Regions from separate parts of the Mus musculus genome. Here all the other regions are linked to region 2. A link is a loop called in an ENCODE intact Hi-C map of the cell type or tissue named here. Cell type or tissue: gastrocnemius. All regions are shown on one strand.

What was found. Peaks named below come from ENCODE experiments on the same cell type or tissue, not always from the same donor. Only the 100,000 strongest peaks of a DNase experiment are listed, where the experiment ranks them.
Region 1: a loop joins it to region 2, with 2.6 times the contacts of the local background. A loop is called at or near these places in 6 of 42 quality-filtered maps.
Region 3: it touches region 2 in a loop (5-fold over the local background); 2 of 42 quality-filtered maps call a loop at or near these places.

The regions. Positions count from the first base shown.
Region 1 is chr1:177,793,321-177,801,320 of GRCm38, reverse strand. It overlaps Adss (adenylosuccinate synthetase, non muscle), which reads left to right and starts at 4,812. Exons shown (of 13, transcript NM_007422.3): 1 at 4,812-5,109. The coding sequence starts at 4,927. In gastrocnemius, a CTCF peak has its summit at 3,767 (motif pointing left); DNase peaks (open chromatin) are centred at 3,743, 4,628 and 5,273; H3K4me3 peaks cover 3,077 bases; H3K27ac peaks cover 4,038 bases.
Region 2 is chr1:177,437,160-177,445,159 of GRCm38, reverse strand. Zbtb18 (zinc finger and BTB domain containing 18) reads right to left here and starts at 2,809. Exons shown (of 2, transcript NM_001355099.1): 1 at 2,565-2,809. In gastrocnemius, a CTCF peak has its summit at 3,545; DNase peaks (open chromatin) are centred at 1,539, 1,960, 2,824, 3,101 and 1 more place; H3K4me3 peaks cover 4,085 bases; H3K27ac peaks cover 3,709 bases.
Region 3 is chr1:175,689,097-175,697,096 of GRCm38, reverse strand. It overlaps Opn3 (opsin 3), which reads left to right and starts at 4,465. Exons shown (of 4, transcript NM_010098.3): 1 at 4,465-4,927. The coding sequence starts at 4,561. Gm39707 (a long non-coding RNA gene) reads right to left here and starts at 4,051. Exons shown (of 3, transcript XR_865748.2): 1 at 4,006-4,051; 2 at 1,066-1,116; 3 at 439-712. In gastrocnemius, no CTCF peak of the experiment used is centred here; DNase peaks (open chromatin) are centred at 3,359 and 4,250; H3K4me3 peaks cover 2,176 bases; H3K27ac peaks cover 1,879 bases.

The DNA of each region.
Region 1 (8,000 bases), 360 kb before region 2:
TGTATATATTGGATATTAGCTCTCTATCAGATGTAGGGTTGGTAAAGATCTTTTCCCAATCTGTTGGTTGCTGTTTTGTCTTATTGACAGTGTTCTTTGCCTTACAAAAGCTTTTCAATTTTATGAGATCCCATTTGTCAATAGTTGATCTTAGAACTTGAGCCACTAGTGTTCTGTTCAGGAAAATTTCCCCTGTGATGGAAAGATCTCACATGGTCATTAGTCTGCAGGATTAAAATAGTAAAAATGGCCATCTTACCAAAAGCAATCTACAGATTCAATGGAATTCCCATCAAAATTCCAACTCAAGTCTTCACAAAGATAGAAAGATCGATTCTCAAATTTATCTAGAATAACCAAAAAAACCAAGATATCAAAAACTACTCTCAACAATATGAGAACTTCTTGGGGAATCACCATCCCTGACCTCAAACTGTACTATAGAGTAATAGTGATAAAATCCACATTGTATTGGTACAGAGACAGACAGACCAATGGAATAGAACTGAAGGCCTAGAAATAAACCCATATACTTATGGTCACCTTATCTGTGACAAAGAAGCTAAAACCATCCAGTGGAAAATAGACAGCAGTTTCAACAAATTGTCCTGGTTCAGGTGGTGGTTGGCATGTAGAAGAATGCAAATTGATCCATTCTTATCTTCTTGTACAAAGCTCCAGTCCAAATGGATCAAGGACCTCCACATAAAACCAGATATACTGAATCTAAAAGAAGAGAAAGTAGGAAAGAGCCTCTATCCCATTGATACTGGTCTCTTCTAAATCACAGTTAATTTCTTAGCTCCCATTTAACCAGCATCAATTGTCCCAGTAGTCTCTTCTACTTTTCACTCTAAAGCCAGAGCCACATGGCTGAAGCTGCTGAGTTCTGCCACTTGTAGGAACTGGAACATGGCCCCTTTACTGGCTGGTTTTGTGTCAACTTCACACAAGCTGGAGTTATCACAGAGAAAGGAGCTTCAGGTGAGGAAATGCCTCCATGAGATTCAGCTGTAAGGCATTTTCTCAATTAGTGATAAAGGTGGGAGGGCCCCTTGTGAGTGGTACCACCTCTGGGCTGGTAGTCTTGGGTTCTATAAGAGAGCAAGCTGAGCAAGCCAGAGGAAGCAAGCCAGTAAGTAACATCCCTCCATGGCCTCTACATCAGCTCCTGTTTCTTGACCTGCTTGAGTTCCAGTCCTGACTTCCTTTAGTGACCAACAGCAATGTGGAAAGTATAAGTTGAATAAACCCTTTCTTCCCCCAACTTGCTTCTTGATCATGATGTTTGTGCAGGAATAGAAACCCTGACTAAGACAGCCTCCTTGTTCTATTCCATTCTTCATTGCCTAAGCTTGCCTGTCCTGGAACTTGCTCTGTAGACTGACTTTGAACTCAGAGATCTGCATGCCTGTCTCCTAAGCACTGGGATTAATGATATGTTTCACCAAGTCTGGATTTAAGTTTTTCTTCTTCTAGAACTTGTTCTGTTCTAGGCTGGCCTTAAACTCAAAGATTTGCTTCCCTTTGCCTCCTGGGATTAGAGGTTTGTACTAACATGCCTGATCCTAAACTTAATGGGGGGGGGGGGGGGGAGAAGGGCTGGTTGCCCTAAGGTTACTCCTCCCTTAATTCAGTTCAATATCCTTGAACACAGGTTTCAGTTCCACTTCACTTCCTGGAGCCCCTTTAAAATTCAAACCATATATTTTCTATTTTTCATTTCTCATCTTGATATGTTTGTTTAAAATGCTCTTCATGAGACTTAACCAGATAACAAAGTCTATGATGGGAGTTTCTGAGACTTCCTTTATCTGAATGCAATGAATCTGAGATTCTTCACTTTAGCCTCAGGCAGATCCTTCAGACAAAGGCAAAAAGTAGCCACATTCTTGACCAAAATACCACAAAACAGTCTCTAGTCCACATATTGAAATTCTTACTGAAACCTCTTGGGCCAGGTCTGCACAATTCAATTCATTCTCAGTAACAAAATCTTCCATATTCCTACTAGGATGTTCCATTAAGCTCCATTTAAAGCATCCCACTGCTTTCCAAATCCTAAGTCCCAAAATCCACATTCTTCCAAACAAAAGCATGGTCAGGCCTATCACAATAATACCTGACTCCTGGTAGCAACCTCTGTCTTAGTTTGGGTTTTACTGCTGTGAACAGACCACTCCCAGGGCCCAGCATATACAAACCATCACAGAGTAGGTGGGCAGGGGTGTTGATATTCTGTCTAAACTCCACCTCATAGTTCTTGGCAGCAGCCAGGTAGGCTTGGCCCAGTATAAAAGGGGCTGCTTGGCCCCTTCTCTCTCTCTTACCCTTTTGCTCTCTTGCTTCTCTCTTGTCCCTTGTGCCCCTTCTCTCCAATTCCCTCCCCCTCCTCTCTCCACGTGGCTATGACCGGCCACTACGTCTCTACTCTCTCCTTCTCTCTGCCTCTCTCTGCCTCTACTACCCTCTTAAAACCCCCCCCCCCATGCCCTGAATAAACTCTATTCTATACTATAGTGGTGTGTGTCTGGTTCCTCAGGGGGAAGGGATGCCTCCACCTGGGCCCACTGAATAACCCCCTTCCTCCACACCCTGCCAGAACATATTCTTATAGCTCTTTCTCTTTTTTATGGTCACAACAAGGGGAATGTTGATAGGTTTCCTCTTTTGGCCCTCAAATTGGCCTTAGCAAGGACTCCCAAATGAGTAGTCAAGCATGTGGGATGATTAAGAAGTACTCTGGATGGCCAGGCACTATCAGGCTCTAGAGACTTGTGGCAAGAATCCAGAAAAACAAATGACCTCAGTTCTCTATTGCTGACTCCTGTGGTTTCAAGGCAGTTGGCATGGTTTAACCAAAGTGGAGAGACTTTTAAAATGGCTACCAAGGGGGGGGGGGGGAGAAGTCAGGACCAGGAGAACAGAAGTAGTAGATCACCGTTCATGTCCCAACTGGTGATCTTGATTCACTGTGTTACCTGTGCTCAGAGGTCTTAGTATAGCATAGATTCTCCGTACTTAATGATAAGACCAGTACTGGTACAGTAAGTACTCCTATTATAATCACACCTGAAACCCTGCCCACCATAGAATTCAAGCAGAGACTGGTCTGATTAGTATATGAGTAGGAGAACTATGCAATGTAAAACTGGACTTTATAGATGCTCGGTGATCAGGACACTGGGAGACAGCACACAGGATATGATTCTATGCCATATGGATTTGTTTGTAATGGTGAGTATTAAATCCTAGGTCTTACATGTGCTAGCAAGCAATGAGCTACATTCTTTATTATTAGTCTTTTTTCAAAGCAATTATTTCCTTTACCAAAATTTAATGTCACAGTTTGGGTTGCAGTGAGAACATTAGATCAGGGCTGGAGAGGCAGCTCAGTAGTTAGGAGCACGTGCTGCTCTTCCAGAGCATCTGGATTCCCTCTTTAGCACCTGTTGTCTCAGTGGTTCTCAACTTTCCTAATGCTGTGACCCTTTAATACAGTTCCTCAGGTTGTGGTTGCCCCATCCCCCAACTATACAATTACTTCACTGCTATTTTATAACTGTAATTTTGCTATTGTTGTGAATCATAATGTAAATACCTAACAGATATGACATCTGATATGCAGTCCCTGTGAAAGGGTTGATTGACTCCCTAAGGGGGTCTCAACTCATAGGTTGAGAACAGCTGTATTTTCAGATGTCTCACGACCACCTGTTGCTCTGACTCCCAGGGATCTGAGGCCCTCTGCTGGCCTTCAGACAGACAGACAGACACACAACATGGTATGTGACCTCTCACACACAAATAATATAAATAAGTAAATAAATACATAGATAAACCCACATTAGATAGACAATAGGCACACTCTGTAATCAGTTACAATTAAAACACTGAGAAGCACCTAGGCTTACTCAATCTGCAAACTGTCCAAAGTACCATTTTAACGCCCATGAGAGGAACTGATAAGCTATTTAAGAGTTCGAAGGTCTGGGGGGCGAATAACTCAGTGGTACAGTATTCGCATCAAATTACAAGGTTCTGAATTTGATCTCCAACACTTCAACAGAGAAAAAATGGGAGAAGAGAAATTGTTTTGTAGAACGAACGTATTTTACAAAATATTGTAAACTTTAAGGTTGTGGGGATCAAATAACCCAGGTACATTCGGATATGACATAGGCAATTGACTCATCTTTGTGCCCCAGATACTGTAAAAATGGGAAGAGTTAGGATGCTATCTCTAGATTTCATTTTTACTGCTTTTAGTTTGCACTTTTAGTCCCTTTTCAGTTCTAAATTTATTCGGCTCCACTCCAGCCTCCACATATTTTTAAATCCCAGTTTACATTTTGTAAGGGTATTTCATTCTTTAAGATACCCAAGTGTTTAGACACAGAAAACCAAATTGGCTTTTAGAGACCGAAACCAGCCAACCCTGACACTGTGGTGCCATGCCTTGGCCATCTCACAGAGCATTGCATGCTGGGAATTGTAGTTCCACACTCTTTCACCCCCTTCCCTACCGCGAGTTTGAAAGGCCAGAGGCTGGTGGGCGGGCACAGAGGGCGGAACTCTCCGTTAGCCCCGCCCCCTGGCCTCCGCTCTCGCGCGGTTCTCCCCGGAGCAGCGCGCCAAGCCGGGGATGGGGTGTGGCCTCCGCCCTGGGGTGGCGGCAGTTGAGGCCGTGGCGCCTGCGGGCCGCGCAGAGGCTTCGGCCTGCGCCAAGTGTGGTCCCGCCCTGAGCGGGCGGGCGGCGGAGCGCGGGGCGGGGCCTGGAGAGAGGGTGGCGGCCCTCGGGGCGGGGGCGGGGCCGGCCTCTGGCTCCTTCTTCCTCCGCATGTGGCTGGTGGCGGCGCAGCAGTTGGGTTCACGTTCCGTTCTCCTGCCCCGTCTCCTTAAGGCTCTTCTGCCCTGCCGGGAGCCATGTCGATCTCCGAGAGCAGCCCGGCGGCCACCTCCCTGCCCAACGGCGACTGTGGCCGCCCCAGGGCGCGGTCCGGAGGGAACCGGGTGACTGTGGTGCTGGGAGCGCAGTGGGGCGACGAGGGCAAAGGGAAGGTGGTGGATCTACTGGCGCAGGACGCCGACATCGTGTGCCGCTGCCAGGTGAGGGAAGCCGGGCCCTTTCTGGGACGGCCGGCGCGGTGAGGTGTCACCTTGAGGTGCGTCCCTCGGGCTGGGAGCTGCGGGGAACCCCTGCCCTGGAGTCTCCGGTGACGCTCCGGGTGACTCTGGAGGAACCTGGAAGATGCGCGATGTTGGAGCTGCATTTCGGGGTCTGGGGACTGGGCTGGCGGTGCGCCGCGGGCAGAGTTGAGGGAGCTTCCGCCCGAGGCCTGCTCGGGACTCTGGCTAGACCCGGCCAGGCCCACCCGCCGGCGCGGACTAGGAAGGGTCCTTTTCCCCAATTTCCCTGAAATCGAGATTCAGCACTGCATTACCTACAGGCTTAGGCACGCAGAACCTCGCCTCCATCGGTCCACTTTGTTGATAGCAGAATCCGCTACGGGGCGATGAGACTGTTTGGGGCCCTCCGGTGCTTTTGTTTGTTTTTTGTTTTTAACTCGTATTTCATAGACTACTATTAAGGGGAGATCTGTTTTTATTACTCACCGGTCCTTAAGGAATCCCCAGTAAGTTGAAAAGTGAGTGTGAGGCAACTAAATACGGAGATTTCAAGTCGGATAATTTAGAAATGTTTACAATGCTTCGGTAATATAAAAAGTTGACTTTCAGGAAATCCAGTGTTTCCTACCCGGAGACACGTGGGTTTTAGTGTTAGTTTTTTTTTTTTTTTTTTTTTTTTTTCTTATTAGTCATTTGCTTTGAAGCAGCCTAGAGGGTAGGCCTTTGAAAAAGGCTCTCAGAAAACTATCATCCCCGTTTCAGAATTCAAAATAAATGAGCAGTTCCCACATTCAAAACAAGGTGCAGTGTTGGAAGTTAATGGTGGCGTATTTAGATTGTAAGAATTTTTTTCTCCCTGAAGGTACATGGTTTTGTGTGGGGGTGCCTTGTGGTCTAGGCTAATCGTGGAAAGCTTTTTTACCTAAAATTGAAACGTATGAAGAAACCGGCCTGTAAAAGGCCAGGTGCTTTGACTTGGGTCATCTTTTTACTGTGTGTGGAGCCCTATTGCTCCAACTGCCGCTTTACCACCATTCTTCAATTCACAGGGTTCTTTCACAGGTTCTTTCTCTTCCAGCAGCTTGTCTGGCAACATGCATATTTAATGGTGCTCTCACAGGTGTTGGCCTGGAATCTGACTCGCCTAGGAGGTGATCCAAAGCCCAGCCTTCACCTTTCACTTTTAAAATCAGATCTGGTAGCTGGGCTGAAGATTTAGCAAAGCGCCTAAACTCTTGCGGGGCAGAAGGATGGACTTGAGGACTGCTTGCTTTTTTACTTGAAAATGTGCACAGGTCCAGCTGCGTCGAGGAGTAGTGTGTGGTTGTACAAAGCCGTTGTGGCACTTCTCTAAAAGGGTTTCAAAATAATAGACCTTTAAAAAGTTATAGAATCAGTTTGTAGACTGTCGGTGTTACTATGTTACCAAGAAAGTGTTCTTGAGGGAGGTCATGTATCAGTCTGATCTGATGACTCTGGAATCCCCAGAGGAAAGATTGAGGAGGAGGCCAGCCGAGAAGTAAATGGTCAGACTTCTCACTCTTATAAACTCCTTACTACTTACATAGTCCTTACATTTTGTTCTTGTGTGCTTTAGAATTTTTACTAATCTCATTAGCTGTAAGAAGGTAAAGAATAGACTTTAAGCATCTATCTTCCTTCCTTCCTTTTCTTTTTTTGAGACAGGGTTTCACTGTATTGTCCTGGAACTCAAGCTGTAGTCCTGGGTGGCCTGGAACTGCCTCCCAAGTTCTTAATGGCACCATTGACCCTGTAGCATTTCTCTTTTGTGATGATTCATCTTTGTAACTAACTTACTTGACCAGCATTAGTAACTCAGTATCTACTTAATGAAGTTCTCGTAGTTACAACACTGAAGATAGTGGAATGTATAGAGTGGAGAAAGACATTTAGGGCTTGGATTGATTTTTGAGTTTATTTCATAATTTGGGTTTTAGGTATAAAGAAAAAATTATGTCACTTACAGGAAAATGGATGGAATTAGAACATTTTGCTAAGTAAGACACACTTAGAAAGACAAATGTAGTATGTTTCCTCATCCAAAGGGAAAATTTTAAAAAGACAAGAAAGAACTATCTGGAAAGAGGAAGGAGAAAGGAGATTGGGACAAAGAGTGATGAATATGATCAAAGTACATGATCCATCTGTGTTAACGTGTCAGAATGAGTCAACCATTTGTACAGTCACTATATGCTAATTAAGTATATATTCAAACAGGTTTATATTAATAAAATGTATCCTGTGTTAGAGTGTACATGCCATTTCTCCAGAGAGAGAGAGAGAGGAAGAGAGGAGTGTGTGTGTGTATTCATTCCATATTTCAAGTAGAATCACAAAATAATTCCCTGACTTAGAAAACAGCTTGAAATGTTTTTAAAGGGGCATTTCCACTGTTATACATCTTAATCAATAGGATTTCTTTTGGGGAAGAAATAGATGCAAAACTAATGGCATTTTCATTATTGGAGCACTGAAGGCCTGTCTTTTGCTTTAGGATCATAGACAGTTATTTATAAATGTGTAGGTAAATAAGTGTGTAGGACTTGAACCAAAGCATGGCCATTATTGCTGTGCTGCTGTTGGTTTTAGATCAATATAAGCATTCTTTTTTTTAATGGAAAGGAGAAAAATAAGTAGAAGAGCAGTCACAGATTGATGATTCATCCAGGGAACACCTATTCTGTATCTACCGGACAACACTTAGCTCTGCAGTGGAAATGCCAGAGAGGGTGAGCTTGTGCCTATAAGAAACTCCTAGCCTAGGAGTCTGCTATGCCAGGGCAAGGCTGAGGAAGGTGGTAAGGTGTGAGGACAGAATAGCACAGAAGTAGCTTGTTAGGAAACCTATT
Region 2 (8,000 bases):
ACTGTTTCTGCCCCCCTCAAGCAAAAGGAATCTAAACAGCAGTGAACAAAAGACATCTTAATCCACAGTGAGCTCCAAAAGCCATATTCCAGAGCGTTTCTTACCATCTGAAAACTTGAAATATTTTTGTGTATTAAAGTTATTTACTTGCTCAAATAGAAGAAATAAAATCGTAAACCAAGCAAGCCCAAGACTTTCAATCCAGTAAGACCATCACTTCATGCTCAATTTCACATATTATTTATAAAGTGGATTAGAAAAGTAATGTGATTTTAAAAAAAATTAAATAAAACACCCAAACACAAAGATGCTCAGCCTAATCTCCTGCTACTCCTACCTTTAGGACACATAAACTTGATTAAGTCCTTCCCTCGGAGTCTTGCTGGCTGCAGGTCTGTTACATCGGTGGAAAAAAAGCAGACTAAGAGAGACAGATGCAAAGTGGAGATGATGTTGGAGAGGAATGAGATACCTTCTCCACCACAGATCCGCACACACTAACTCCCTGTCTGTGTGTTAGAATAAAAGGCTGAGGGATGGCAGGCTGTCAGCTGCTCTGACATCATGTTCAGATGGAAATGCTACCTCCAGCTGTGCTCCTTTAATGCCATATGCTACTCCTCTACACTCCTGCCACCAGCTTTTTCTTAGGAGAACTTTTCTCTTCTGTTAGTATAAACAAAATACTTCAAAGTCTTCCTTTTTCCCCCCAAACTTTCTAACAGAAGAAATTGAAAAGCTCAGCATATGGAGTCCTACTGTATTTATGGAATCGCAACACTTCTGCCTCAAGTTGGTGGACTGGCTTACATATGACAGCACACTCGAGCTCGGTGCTATTCAGGAAACCCACATTCACTTTTATTCAACTCCAACGTCTAGTTTCAAAGGCAGCTTAGGGATATTTTTAAACCAACCCATTTGACATCTCTAGTCCCATTTCAACATTATTACAGCATGTTTTTCCCCCTTCCCCTGCGGAGATAATGGCAGACATCTCCGAAATGTTGGCAGACTTATTAAGAACTATTACTTCAGCGTGGTTCACCTTATTGTTTTACTCTTACCTAAGCAATTTATCTGGATCTACCTCTCAGGAAAATAGTTCACACTGCCACCGTTAGTGCAAATTTCCACTTTCAGCATCAACAAACTCAAACTGCACTTCTGAAATACTGGAAAGTATTTTAGTTCAATGAGGCAAATTAATAAACTGACAAAACCTGCTACAGTCACTTAGAATGGTTGTTTGACCACACAGCTTGTCTTCCTGCTCAGAAAAGTCACTTTTGTCTTGCCCTTGGTCTCTATAACTTTGGGGAAAGGGGTTGTGATCACCAGGAGGGTTGGGAGGCCAAGTGTAGACTTTGGGAACTTTTTTTGGCTACAGTTTGTGGATCTTTTCTAATGGCTGATGTAATGTTAATGTAACCGGGGCTGGGTCGCTGGGTGCCCTGCAAGGTGCTGCGACATCTATGAATATCAGACACATCTCCACCGACCCTTGGGAGGTTGGAGAGTAGAAAAAAGAAGTTGGGGCCTGAGGCACAAGCGTCCCAACCCAGGCGACAACCACTTAGGCTCGCTTAGAAAACAGAGGCAGGGAGCTAGAGAACAAAACCCCAACTGTGTTCTGCTCTCGCTCACGAGTCACAAACCTAACTTTCTCTAACTTCGCGGTGAATGACACAATTCTGAACTCGTTCGGGAGGCACTCTGTGCAGATAGACACATTACTTCCCTGCCACACACACACCCTCTTTTCCACAGATGCCCTCGCCCCATTCCACTATATCCGACATTAATCACCCAGTTTACCCAGTGGGGTGGTGGTGGGGGTGAGTGACAGTTTAATGAGTCCCAAGCACCGCAATGGCCCGAAGACATCCACTCCACGGATCGACCCGTCCACCGCTACCGCGGACCCTCGGAGGTTCTGTGAGGTTAGGGGGTTTGTTTTTCAGAGGTGGGGGCAGGGTGCCCCGGGTGTGTGTGTGAGGTTCAGGGGTGGGAGAGGAGATGCAAATCTTCCCGCAGTTCGCGGTGCATAAAGCACTTCAGGGAAAGAGGAAGGGTGAAACCACGGGGAAGAAGGTGCAGGGCAGAGAGCCGGTGCAGCAGGAAAGCACCTTCCACAACGGCCGAGAAAACAGACCCCGGTCGCGGCAACAACAAAAGAAAAGTCGCAAGAAGCGGCGCGGCGACCGCTCCCCCGTCGCCGCCGCCGCGCGCCAGCCCCCGGGGCCTCCCGGCAACCGCAACCCGGGCGCCGCGCCCTCCCCCTCCCCCGGCCCTGCAGCTGCACCGGCCCCGGAGCCGCGGCCGTCCCGGGCGCTGCAGCTGCGGCGGCCCGGCCCCCTCCCCCGCCCGCCCGCCCGCCCTCCGCACCGGGAGGCGCCGCCGCAGCTGCACCGAGTCCGCCCCGCGCCGCAGCTGCACCGGCCGGGGAGCGCGGCCAGGCGAGGCGAGGCGAGCCCGCACCGCCTGCCCTCCGCCACACTAACTAACTCCGCCCGGCGGGAGCCCACGGTCGGCAGCGGGGCAGGGCGGGCGCGGGGACTCACACGGAGCGGCCCGAGTCGCCGCGTCCCCGCCGCGTCCTCCTCCTCCTCCTCCTCTGCCGCCGCCGCCGCCGCTGGACTTGTGGGCGTCCTCCGCCGGCCCCCGCCCGCCCGCCGGCCCCGGCCCGGGCCCCGCGCGCCCCCGCCGCCCCCCGCCCGCGCTGGCAGCCTGAGGCGCGCGGCCGAGCCACAGGGCCCCACTCTTTCAACGGCTCCCCATGGCAGCAGCCCAGCGGCGGCCGCAGCCTGCCAGACGCACGGGCGGGAGCGGGCGGGCGGGCGGGCGAGCGCGGCGCCGGGCCGGGGGGCGGGGCGGGCGGGGCGCGGGCGGGGGGCGGACGACGCACACGCACGCACGCGGCGGCGCGGCCCAGATGTGGCCCCGCCCGACCGGGCCGCCCCTTGCCGGCCGCTCAGCGATTGAGCGAAAGCGGCGGGCCCCGGTCTCTGGCCCGCCCCCGGCCTCGGTGGCGCCCAGTAGAAGCGCGGTGTTCCGGGAGGGCGGAGAAGCGGCGGGACTGACGGGGCAGCTCGACCAATAGGAGTGGCGGTCAGGAGCTGCCGCTTGCGCGCGCCAATCGCAGACGGCGACTGTTGGGTGGGCGTGGTCTTCTCGGGGAGGGGCGGAGCTCGCGGACCGCGGCGGCGGCGGCGGCGGCAGTAGCGGCGGCAGTGGCTCCCCTCTGGGTGACTTGGCCGTGAGAAAGTGAAAGGAGCCCGCAGGCGGCGGCGACAGCTGCGCGGGGAGGGGCCTGCTTCCCGGCTGGAGACAAGCGCGCTCTGGGGGTGTGGAGCGAGCGAGTCCGCGTGCACCGCGACGGCCATAAGTATACTTTTTCTCGGGGCAGGTGTCCCGGGGAGGCCGAGCGCGCGGGGCCGCAGCTGGCCAGGGCCAGCCTGGGGCCGCTGGGTCTGGCCCTCCTGCGGTGCTCGCCCAGGCCCCGTTCTCCTCAGGGACGCGCCGCCTCCGGCCTGCCGAGTCGGTCGCCAGGTGCATGCGAGCTACAAGCTCCTAGCGGCTGTGAGAGGCGCCTTTCCCCGGCGTCCTCTGTTCAAGTTGCAGCTGCGTTTCTTTTCACGATCCCCGCGTCCCGTCTGTACTCTCCGTGACAAGCAAAGACACTGCCCCGAGACCAGTCTTAGACCTTTCCAGTGAGATTGATACTTGTAGACGCTTTAGTCTGTTCCTTAATTGGTGCGTAAGGAGCCACGGCTTTGTAAGGAAGGGAGAGACCTTATTTTGTGTTGCACCTCTCTCCCTTCAGATAAACTTCTTCCTTACCTGTTCTTTGTGCCTAACCAGCAAAGAGGAAATGTAGAAAATTTCTGCCCTCAAGATAATGGAAGGCAAGAATAACACACAAGTAAAAAGTTGAGTAACAAGCAGGGGAGAGAATGATTCAAGACAATAAGAAAAGTGCATAGCGAGGAAGTCAACACACTAGTAATTGTCTAAATGAAATGTGTTTACTGTTTGCTATGTGAACGCTGACTGGCAAGCCTGGTTGCTAACCAACTCACCAGGAAACCTTGCAGCTGAGCAAAATCTGCTTTCTCTTTCTTCCAGGACAAACTAGTAAAGAAGTTGAAAGTAATTGTGTGGGCAAATCAGACATATTGAATTGCTAATGAACACACATACTACGCCAAGTTCCCAAAACTTTGATATTCTGTTGGAAACAGTAATGGTTTCTACTCTTTCCTCAAATCTCTTAAATCCTCATGATGGATGGGGGCGGGGGGGGGGGGGGAGGGCGGGGGGGGGAGGGCGGGCCTCAGGGGCATCCTCAGATTCAACCCGAATTTCTTACCCCCCCCCCCCCCGTGCTTCCCAGAAGAAAGACCCACTCTCAATTTGTTTAGACATTTTGGGAGTTTACAGGTGGTGTTTGTTGTAGTTTGATTTGGCTGTTTGAGACAGGGTCTCTGCATTAGATGGTCCTTACTGTTCTGGAACTCACATGTAGACTAAGCTGGCCTTGAACTCACACAGATCTGCCAGCCTCTGCCTCCCAAGGGCTGGGATTAAAGGCTTGAGCCACCTCATGTGCCTACCAGTATTCTAGATGAATGAAATACTTAAAAAAAAAAAAAAAAGAAAGAAAAAGAAAGAAACATAAAAAGAAATCTATATGTTTCATGGAGAATTCAAGAGGATAAAAGGAAAAAGATGTTTATATTTATAAAGCCATGTTTCACCAATTAAAAGCTAACAATAAGGGGTTAACAAACCTCTTGATAAATAGATATAAAGTACCTGCTAATGTCAGGATATCAAATCATAAATTTGTAAGAAAACTGGGATTCAGATTATCCATCAAAACTTAGACTCAGTTTTATGGCATCCAGAACGAAATCACAGCTCTAACAACGGTTTTACACAGTGTACCTGCTAGCAGAGCTAACAGTCCCAGAGACAGACAGAAGACACTGGTGGGTCGAAAGTCATAAATATGGCTTGCTCTATTTTGGGGCTGTTTTCCCTGTGAGCCATAACTAGTATCCATTTTGAGAACAGAAAAGTATGTCCAGGATATACAGATTAAATGAATATTTAAGGAAGCCAGTCTGTCACCTCTCACTGCTATGAGAGTTATATCCAAGGTCCCTGGTGCAATTGTATTTTCTCTCCTCCCTCCCCCACCCCAACTTCATTTAAACTCTACCTTTGGTTCCAGTTGGAAAATCAACATACAAACACAAACAATAAAGTATGATTGGTATCAGAGGTGCTGTATACAGAAGGGCTACTATTTCTATTCTCCATCCACTGGATCCAAGGAAGATAGAAGTCAGAGTGCAAATAACTCCCCTTGAGTATGTCTCTGGCCAGAGGTCTGCCCACTCCTATACAGCAGTTTAAACAAGGAGACTTGACAGAGTTCATTGTTGCTTTAAAGCTAATGAACTACTCTCAATGCCCACCTCACACACAATGAAAACAAATTCGGGGAAAACAAAAATCCCACCAATACTAACCTATTGGAGAAACTACTCCGTTGCTTTCTCTTTGAAAGAATGCCATTGCTGCACGGTTCTAATCCACACAAGCTTTCCTGGGAGCCCTGAAATCTAAAAATAAAGTGATACAAGAGATTTCTTGCTAAAGAAAAAGTCTTCCATTTTCATTACATAAAGAGTCAAAAGTGACAGTTTTAACAGAGTCAATGTTGATTTGATGAGTAGCTCCATAAACCCAGTGACTGGTGAATCGCAAGTCAGAGCACTGAAAAACCATTGCTGATTCTATTACAGGTAACGGAATCATGGTGAAAGTACATTTTAAATATTGTGTTTATAAAGGCAACAATGCCATGTATAGTTGGAACATTTACTAAAAAAGTAGAATTAGAAGCAAACAATAACCCAAAGTGTGAGATTTGTAACGACTATTATAGGTATCAAGGTGTGACTAGAATTTAATCTGATTAATAACTTTAAGGTAAGAGCTTCCTATACCGCCTAGGCTGCATTTGAAGCTGTAGAGTCAAGTAACCATCCCTGCTTCTGCAACCCAAGCAGCTACCATGCTTGATTCTGATTTTTTAATCTATAGATTTGTAGAAAAAAGGCACACTAAAATAAAACAGCTCAAGCGTCTATTGAACTCATTACCTTCCATACAGCGTGTGGATGGGATTCTATTCACTTCCTGTTTCTATTTGACACAGACACACTATGGACTGCTTGAACTTTGTAATCCTCCTGCCTCAGCTTCCCATCGTCCCCCAACCCCTTCCATGGCTCCAAGAAAAGAGCAGATTGAAGTGGTCCAAAGGAAAAAATAGGCATAGAAACATAGCTGCAAGCGAGTTTGAAAAAGTAAACGAACTGGAACTCATACCACGATGGTGGACAAGGAGTGTATTCCCTAAAGGCCTCTCTCTCTCTCTCTCTCTCTCTCTCTCTCTCTCTCTCTCTCTCTCTCTTTCTCTCTCTCTCTCTGTGTGTGTGTGTGTGTGTGTAAGAGAGAGAGAGAGAGAGAGAGAGAGAGAGAGAGAGAGAGAATACGTACATTCAGAGCCAGTGGAATCATTCAACAGATAAAAGTATTGGCTGCACAAGCTTGAGAACCCCCCAGTTTTAAAAAGCCTGATGTGTGCATAGGACTAAGGGCACTTATAACTCTAGACCTCCTGAAGGCTGTCTAGTCTGGACTAAGCTGTACGGCAGCAATAGCAAGATTTTTCTCCCAACAATGGACCAGGTGAGAGCACACTCCTGAAAGTTGTCCTCTAAGTCCCACACATACTCACCTGCATCCACACACATACAAAGTAATAAAAAGATTTCTTTTCTAAAAGACAGGGTCTCACTATGTAGCCCTTAGTAGTCTGGAACTTCCTGTCTAGACTAGACTGGCCTTGAACTCACAAAGAATACCTGCCTCTGCCTCCCTACTGCTGGCATTAAAGACTGTATTACCACATTCAGCCAATACATTTTAAAAATATAAAATAAAATAAACTTGCACACATTTATAATCTTGCAGAGCACATTATATATCAAGTCACTCCCCAGGCTATAGATTGTGTGGTATAGGGGCCTACACTATACATTAACTCTCTGAACTATGATTGTCCAGCATTGGAGGTAATTCCACTAGATTGTCAGCCCCAAAGCCAGAACCGGTGGCAGCAGCATTTGAAACTCTTGAGAAATGGCTCTTGCATGGGGTGCAGGGGCAGTGGGGTCACCCCTGTGCAGAGAGCAGAGTGAGCTACACCAGTAATTCAAAGCATCTGAGGGTTAAGGGCAAGGGGAGCAAGCAATGCCATGTTCCCAGAATGGTTTTTCCTGTGTAGCAAGTTCTCAGCTGCCTGCTGTAAATTGGAGCTCTGATAGTGTAGTGGCTAAAGGAGGCCAATAGTTCAGGCTTGCTTGGAACCAGGGCTGTTTACTTCCAAGACTTTAGGAGGGGAGGGAAAGCAAACGTATCCAGTAGCTTTTCAACCCCTTAGCCCGTTTCTCATTTCTTTTCTCTCTTATAAAATACATTATGCCGTAAGGCATTTTGGACGTTTAAGGACACACAGTGGTGCTTTTATAGTCACTCCTGTGCTTGCTTTGTGTGTACCCATCATTTAATACGAGGCCTCTCCACTGTCCTCCTCCCCCCTCCCCAGTTATGCTTGTAATGGAACTCAAGGCCTTGTGTATGCTAGACAACCGCTGTACCCCCCACCCCTGCCATCCCCAGCCCCAATCCCACCCCAAGCTGGCTAAACAAAAGGCCTGGCTACCATCTCTTAATGGGAGTTTAAACAGCTAGCATTTGTTGAAATGCCAACCTAATAAATAGGTACAGACAATGCTACCATCCTTGAAGATTACACATAGCCCCCTGAAACCAAATGCTGAAATGTATGTGTTGTGTTAGAAGGCACATTAATTTAGATCACTGGAAAATGCCTTCATTTTGTCTGTGGGTTTTTCTAC
Region 3 (8,000 bases), 1.7 Mb after region 2:
GTGGTAAATGCTCTGAAGACTGAGTAAAGGTGTGTGCACTGGAGTGGGGTGTGTGTGTGTGTGTGTGTGTGTGTAATAAACAATTACTTAACAAAAAGATATTTGGCAGAATCCTGCAGGGGAGGTAACAAGTCATGAGGCTAAATGGTTAAAAGGTGTTCCAGCAAAGCATTGGCGTAGAGTCCTGACGTCAGCACGTGCTTGATACACACGAGAACCAGCCGCACACAGGTATGTGGACTGTCTTTAGGCTTTGCACAATCAAACTAAAAAGTAACAAGTTTTACAAAATAGTTAGAAATTGGAATGCTTTCAGGATTATTGGTGAGATTATTGGTGAGAGTGGGAAGACAGTACTTAAAAGTAGGTGTACGCTTGGAGGACCCGCACTCAGCATCAGGCAGCTCCCAACTGTTTGCAATTCCAGTTCTAGGGAACTCCAAGGCCCTCTGTAGTGAGAGTTTTGGTTTCCTTTACAAATCCAGTTCTGTTCATTGTTTCAACCCCAGGTGTGGGATGTAGGGGCTGCCGCAGATTATCCACAGCCGCTGACTATTTGCCTCGTGTATGCTCTGGCAAGATTGTGATTCTGCCAGCTTTGGAGAGTTTAATCCTGAGGACTCTGGAGAGGGTATAAATGCCAGAGCCCTGGGAGGAGAGGGGTGTCCGAGCACTCTAAAGGAGAGGACATGACAAGTCCTCCTGCTAGTTCCTGTGAGAAAAGAGATCAGAAGTTAGAGATATCCTGACTATTAAGATTGGACTTGCCCCCAAGGAGTTCAGTGCCCCTAATCAGCAGGAAGTGCTCTAAAGAGACATTGCTTCCTTCCCCCTTTATCCTTCTTTCTCTCCTACCTAGTGTTGGGGTGTTGGAAGGAGTAAGGGTTGCCAGGGAGGGAGAGGTATAAGAAACCAATGAAGTAGCTTAAAAACCAGCATCAGCAGCCCCCTCCTGTCTTCCACAGGGACCTGCACTCTTGCAAACATGAGTGTGGGCAAGCGCACACACACAAACACACACAAACTTTAAAAAAATAAACGTGTTAAAGTGAAGTTATCGCTTACTATATTAGATGTTATATCTTCTGTTGCATTGGTCTTGGTCCATTCCTGTTGCTGCAATAAAATACGTCCCACTGAGTAATTTACAAACATCAGTGTTTCCTTTCTCATCGTTCTGATGATTGGGAATCATCAAAGCTCTAGCCGTCAGTAGCTGCTAAATGTCCATTCCTCCTGTGGGCATTTTCTACTCATCCATACATGGTGGAAGGATGTTGAGGGAACCCCCCCCCCCAAAAAAAAACCCAAAACATGACCAACAGCAACTTGGGAAAGAAAGGGTTTAGTTTATCTTACACCTTCACATCATAGTCCATCATTGAAGGAAGCCAGGGCAGGAACTCAGGGCAGGAACTGAAGTAGAATCCGTTGAAGAATACTGCTTATTGGCTTGCTAGTTGTGTTTTTCTTAGGCTGCTGCCTTATACAACCCAGGACTGGATGCTCATATACCTCCATTAATCAAAAATATGCTCCACGGGCTTTCCTGCAGGCCAGTCTAGTGCGAGCATCTTCTCAACTGAGGTTCTTTGCTTTCCCCACAAACTCTAGCTTGTGTCAGGTTGGGAAAACAACACAACAAAACCAACCGACAGACAAACAGACAAACAAACAAAACCAACGACTAACCAAGGCAGGGTAGCAGGTTGCTTTACATCTGGTTCACCATGATCAGACCCAGCTCCAGGAATAAGCCAAGGAAAAACTCTCCTGGAAAGAATGTATGTTAGCACCTGATGATGCCTGTGGCCAGGGCTTGCATTCTTAGCAGTACACAGGCCTGAAGGACCAGGCACTGCTTGGCTTGTCTGGGTCACTTTGGAGATGATCTATTGGGGGAATGATTCCATGCCAAAGATTCCATAAGCTCCCATAACAGTGCCACCAGACAGGGGCCAAGTATTCAAGCACACAAACCCATAGGGAATTTTCCACTTAAACCATAACTCCCATAAAGACCTAATTTTGAAATGTACAAGAAACATTTTTATTAACAAAATCATATATGCAGTATCTTGCTTATGTGTATCAACTCTACTAAAAGACCTTAACAGTTCACAGGATTATTATAATAACTATTGTCAATTATCAAAATGTTAACCATTTCCCCCAGAGGCTCTTACTGTTTTTATTCATTGCACTCACACCTCTTGCGCAGGCAATGTTCTGGACCTTATAGGTCTATTGTATCAACCTTATTATGTTGATACAGTAGAGGCCAAAGCACAGCTGCTCACCTACTTACCTCTCTATCTTCATCTCCTATTATTCTGCTATACTGGTGCCCTCGTTTCCCTCCAAAGGGGCAAATAGAGTCCTCCCTTGGCACATAGGTCTTGTTTAGAGTTCAATGCAGAGCTGTCTAAGTAACAGCACATTTATTTTCTCTTTCCTCTTATGATGGTTTGTATATGCTTGAGCCAGGGAGTGGAGGTGCGGCCTTGTTGGAGTAGGTGTGTCCCTGTGGGTCTAGGCTTTAAGATCCTAGTCCTAGCTGCCTGGAAGGGAGTATTCTGCTAGCATATACACCTCTATTTTCTCTGCCTTATAATTGTTTATGGCACTTAGCATCTGGCATCTCATGTATGAACCAATTTGGTCAGCATTGTCTTCTCTCAACACCTCTAGAAAGCTTTAGGAGAAGAAGACTGTGTGCCAAAGAATGAATATTTTAGGAAAAAAAAATCAGGACTCTTTCCTTTCTTCCTTCCACTAACGTTGCAATCCTACTGTAGGAAGACTACTATAGTGAGACGTCAGAGGCACAAAGAACTTATTAAATGGTCCTATAAATCTAAACCACAAAATTAAAAACATTTTTTTTTCAGGGCAGGTGAGGTCAAAGGCCTTGTAGATGCTGAATTCAGGTTAGAAGTCTTAAAAATAAGATCAAGATTTTGAAGCTGGCACACACAACCTCTTAGTCAAGTGCTCAGTGCAGCAGGGTATCAAGCTATCTCGTCACTTAGCTGACTATTGAAGACTTTTGAGATGCACTGAGTCTAACACAAGTGGGAGGAGGGGTGGACACTGGTGCACACCAATTTAGTTTCCACAAACCAGTCATTAGTGCCTATGACATCTTCAGGTGCATGCAGCTCGGGACATTTTCCTCTCGTGGGTAGTCGTTGGGGACTGCAGTGGAGACAGAGAAAGCAGGCCTAAAGAAGTGACGTTCACAATCTATATTTGACTTGTTCTATATTTGCATTGCTGCTGGGGAAAGGTCCAGTGGAAAATGCGTGCTGTTCTAAATATATCCTCTCTATACCTGCTAGATTTGGATTGAAGCCTTAGGGGGCGGGGCACTGCTCAAGAGATCACCTCCAGAGAAGCATTTGGACTGGATTGTGTATCAGGTGTACCTACTGCAGACTGAGAAGGCTTGGGATCCAGTGGAAGGGTGACTTGGGTGTCACTCTGATGCTATTTCCTTCCTTATTCTGGGGCTCTGAGAGTGGCAGCTCAGAACACTGTCATAAACGCTGGGACATATCTTCCAGCTCTAAGGTAGTTGAGACTCAGCCTGCTGCGTTTGTTTGTTTGTTTTTAACGTCAGGTTCCCTGTTTATGAGATCATTTCGCTGGCGCTCTACTTCGGGCATTTCAGTGTTTTGTTTTCTTTCTATTGGGTGTATGAGGTGGGGGTGGGTGTTATTATAGCTTCCCAGGAAAGAGAGTATTTCATTCAGCATGCTTAACTGAGTTAAGCGCAGGCGTTCATAAATATTTATGAATGAGTGTATGCTAGGGTGAGTGACTTAACGGGTGAATGGACGAGATGCTTTAGAGTCCGTTGAGGGCTGTGAGGATCCGCTGTGGCTAATTTACCTCCGTAAGGGAGTTTACTTTCTCTTTTTTTCTGTACAGTCTGTTCAGGTTTCCACCTCGGCTTAAGGGTGAAGGAAGCAGAGCAAGAGCTCACTGGTCTCTGAAACTCACCTCTGCTGGGCGGGAACGCGCCCGGGAGGTGGGAGGGGGGAAAAGGGGCGGGCCGCTAAAGCAGTAGGGCGGGGCCACAGCTCAGAGGCGCGGTCAGAGGTTCTAAGAAGGCGGAGCTGTATGCCGGAGGGCGGGGCCAAGGGTGTGAGTCAGAGGGCGGGGTAACAGGAGATTCCGGGAGGGAGGAGCCGCAGGCCAGACTGCGGAAGAGTCTTAGGAGGGCGGGGCCAAAACGGCTGCCGTATGGATGAGGCCGCAAGGTAGAAGGGCGTGGCCTCCAGGGAGGTCCCGTGGGAGGGACTGCAAGTGCTAGCTAGTGGGGCTCGGGACCCACGCGGGAGGGTGGGATAGCAAGAACGCTAGGAGGGCGGAGTTTCATGCGGTGGGGCGGGGTCCTAGCACCGAAGGGCGGGGCCTCGGGTGCGCGCGGGTTGGGCGGGCCTGGCGCGGCTCCCGGGCACAATGGCCTGAGCGGCCCGCAGAGCGTGAGATCCACCCTGTTCGGGCCGCCCGGCTCACCGAGCCCTCTCTCTCACGGCGCGCCGGCGTCGGGCCATGTACTCGGGGAACCGTAGTGGCGACCAGGGCTACTGGGAGGACGGGGCGGGCGCCGAGGGCGCAGCACCGGCGGGCACGCGGAGCCCCGCGCCTCTCTTCAGCCCCACCGCGTACGAGCGCCTGGCGCTGCTACTCGGCTGCCTCGCGCTGCTGGGCGTCGGCGGCAACCTGCTGGTGCTGCTTCTCTACTCCAAGTTCCCGAGACTGCGCACGCCCACCCACCTCTTCCTGGTCAACCTGAGCCTGGGCGACCTGCTGGTATCCCTGTTCGGAGTCACCTTCACCTTCGCGTCGTGCCTGCGGAACGGCTGGGTGTGGGACGCCGTGGGCTGCGCGTGGGACGGGTTTAGCGGCAGCCTCTTTGGTGAGTCGCCCGGGACGCGTTCTCCTTGCCTCTCAACTTTCCCCCGGGTACATCAGCTCTGGGCCTCCGTCCTCCCCGGGATCGTCCCTGATAGCCAGTCATCACCCACAACTCCCTCTCTCTCCTCGAGAACCTCCCTTAGATACCCAACCCTCGCCTCCCTTCTCCCTTTCATCTGGTCTTCATCCCCAACTCTGTTTCCCTCCTTGCCTGGATTTACACACCCTTCTTCCCAGCCAGTCACCAACCCCAGCCCCTCCTGCCTCTGTAGCACTTTCCAAAGTCTCCCTGCCGCTGGCCATCTTATTTCCCCTCATCTATTTTTACTTCCTACTGTAGCTCTCAACAGGGCAGCTCACAGTGGACTTTACAGAGGGAGAAAGAAATGAGGCCCTGTAGAGTCAAGAGATGCAAGAAAAAAGTCAACTCCTGAACAGTGGAGGCGAGAACAAGGAGAGATTTAATTCACAAATTTAGTATTTGTTCCTCAGAATGACATGTAGAATCCTAAATAACGCAGTATTTTACCCCCTTTCACTCGTTAGCAATTATAAACAGTTGAATGCTTCCTAGGGGATGAGACTTTTTTTTTTTTTTAATTTCCTGTACATAGGTTCTGTCACACCAGAGGTTACAAATGGCGCAAAGGAGTCCAACTCATAATTAGCAGGGCAGCCAGTACATTTAATTGAAGTAGAACTTGTTGCTTTCTTGAAGATTTATATTGAGAATTGACAGGTTGAAGGTTGACTGATCCAGTATTCTAAGCCTGGGAAAAACGTGTGTGTGTGTGTGTCCCCTAGGGATTTTGTTTGTATAACGATTTAAAATAGAAATGGATATTTCTTAAGGCTTAAAGTCCCTTTCACAAACCTTAAAAACACATTGATAATTTACTATTGACTTGATCTTGCCAGATCTTAGAGAAAAACGTCTCTGTAATATCCTTGACAATTGTTATTTGCCAACTTACATGTGGCAAACCCAAATCTCACGGTGTTTGTCATCATTTCCTTTTTAAAGTTTTAAAACAAAATTTAGGAGTCATGATGGTTTTTCACTGATTGACAATTCTGATGCTTTCCCCTAATAAACATTGATCTAAGGATTTCTTTACATAACAATATTGAACCTAGAGGAAGGTCTGTAAGAGGATGCGAGTAGTAATATGGGTTGACTATATGATTATTCTCTCTGTTACCTTAAAAATGTTTTTCGGGGTGGGGGGGCATTTAGGCGGATTGATCTTTAAAAAAGGTGATGTGTCAGGACAGCTTGCAGAAAAGCCCTGGGGGTAGCGACAGGTGTTTGTTTGAAGACATTAAAGTCCTTTCTTTCTGTGAAGTACTTTTCTGTGCTGTGGTGTTCAGTGTCTCCATCTGAAACCGAATAAAAAGGAATGGGTTGAGTTTTCTTATGTCTGCAGCACCCACCCTGGCTCTCCCTGGCTTGCTCTGCCAATCCTATCTTCCAGAATCCTCTCTGCCCTTTCTTCCCCTTCTGAATTCCTGCTGGGGTCTGTCAGCACCAGGAGAGATTTTTTTTTTTAAAGACTACAAGAAACATTCGCCCTGGTTTTACCCGAGGGTTCCTTTATTCAGGGCATCCAGTCTTTCTTTGAATCATGTCATTTATTCCCATCCTAAAATCTGATGTAGATCTTCTGGGGTTAGAGGCTTGAAAATAAGTTACTTCCTGGAGACAAGTGTAGAGTGAGGTGACTTCAGACCGCACAGCATTCTTAGCAAGTAATTTCTTTGCCCAGAATATGCTCTTGAGTAGGGTAAAGGATGGAGATGGAGAAGACTCTTCCCTTTTCTGTTCCTAAACCAGGACTAATCAATTCTGAGTACTGAAGGAGAGGGCAATTTTAACTGCTGGAAGTTGCTAGCTGCTTGCTTCAGGCTTTGGTGATGCTGATGGTACTGGTCTGACGGTACAAGGGTGGGTCTTATGGCTACCCCATTGTCTGGGCTTTCCCAAGCCATTCATTCTCGAAGGCTGCCAGTTTCCCCATCTTTGTTATCTACTATTGAGCTTTCTGTGGTTAATGTCATCTATCCCATTTGCTTTGTATTTCTGAAGGGTATTGTGTTCTGTATGTACCCTTGGTGCTTATAACCCCCTCCCCTCTTACTACCACCTCAGCCTTGTTCTATGCCTGGAGGAAGTGCATGCATGTTTATACTTTAGATATCCTCATAGGTTTTCTCTCCCGCTTTGTACTCTGCTAGAAGCGAGAGTAAGCAGTTCACAAATTCTTGCATATATATATGCACAAGGGGACCAGGCAATTGCTTCATTTTGGGCTCTGCTCCTGGCATCTCGGAGAAGGCTAAAAATAAGAGGAATCCCTGATAATCTTGGTCAGAGGTTTCCACCAGCTGGCCTTGTTAGGATCACTGTTTCAGTTAAACTGATCCGTCCAGTCGGTGACCTAGTAAAGTTCATTTAAATCCCAACTGAATGGCTTATTTTATAAATGTCAGAATAACCATTCTCTTCCTTGGACCTGCACTTAGATGTCAGCAGATTTAATGGTAGTGAAAAGTAGAGGAGCCAAAGAACACTTACTGCTACAGTATATGATGAGCAATCAAAAGGCTGGCAGTGGGGTGTGTAAGTGTGGTAGCCTGCAGACTTCCAGGTGAGTGTGTCCAAAGGGAGCAGCTGGCAGCCACATCTAGCATCACACGGGCTGTAGCCAGCGTTGTGGTGGAAGGCAACAGAAGCAGCTTTTTTTTTCATCATTTCCTTAGAAATGAAATGGCTGCCACGATAGTCTGACAAAATGCAAATATTTCTTTATTTAGATGTGAAGAATAGATGCTACTTATGATACAGTGTTTTAAATAGGTAACCATGACTTTCCTTTTTAGCTTAAACATGTACTTTGATACTGAAAATGTTGTAAGACTCTTTCCCCTTAGGCTTGCTCTTACATATACTTAACGTATTTTAAAGTGCTAGTTATTGAATTAATTCTTTTGTAATATCTGAATATCTGAGTGTCTCATGTATCTACTGCAAGATCCGTGGGGTAGTTAGAGATGTAAAAATCTTCTCTACAGCT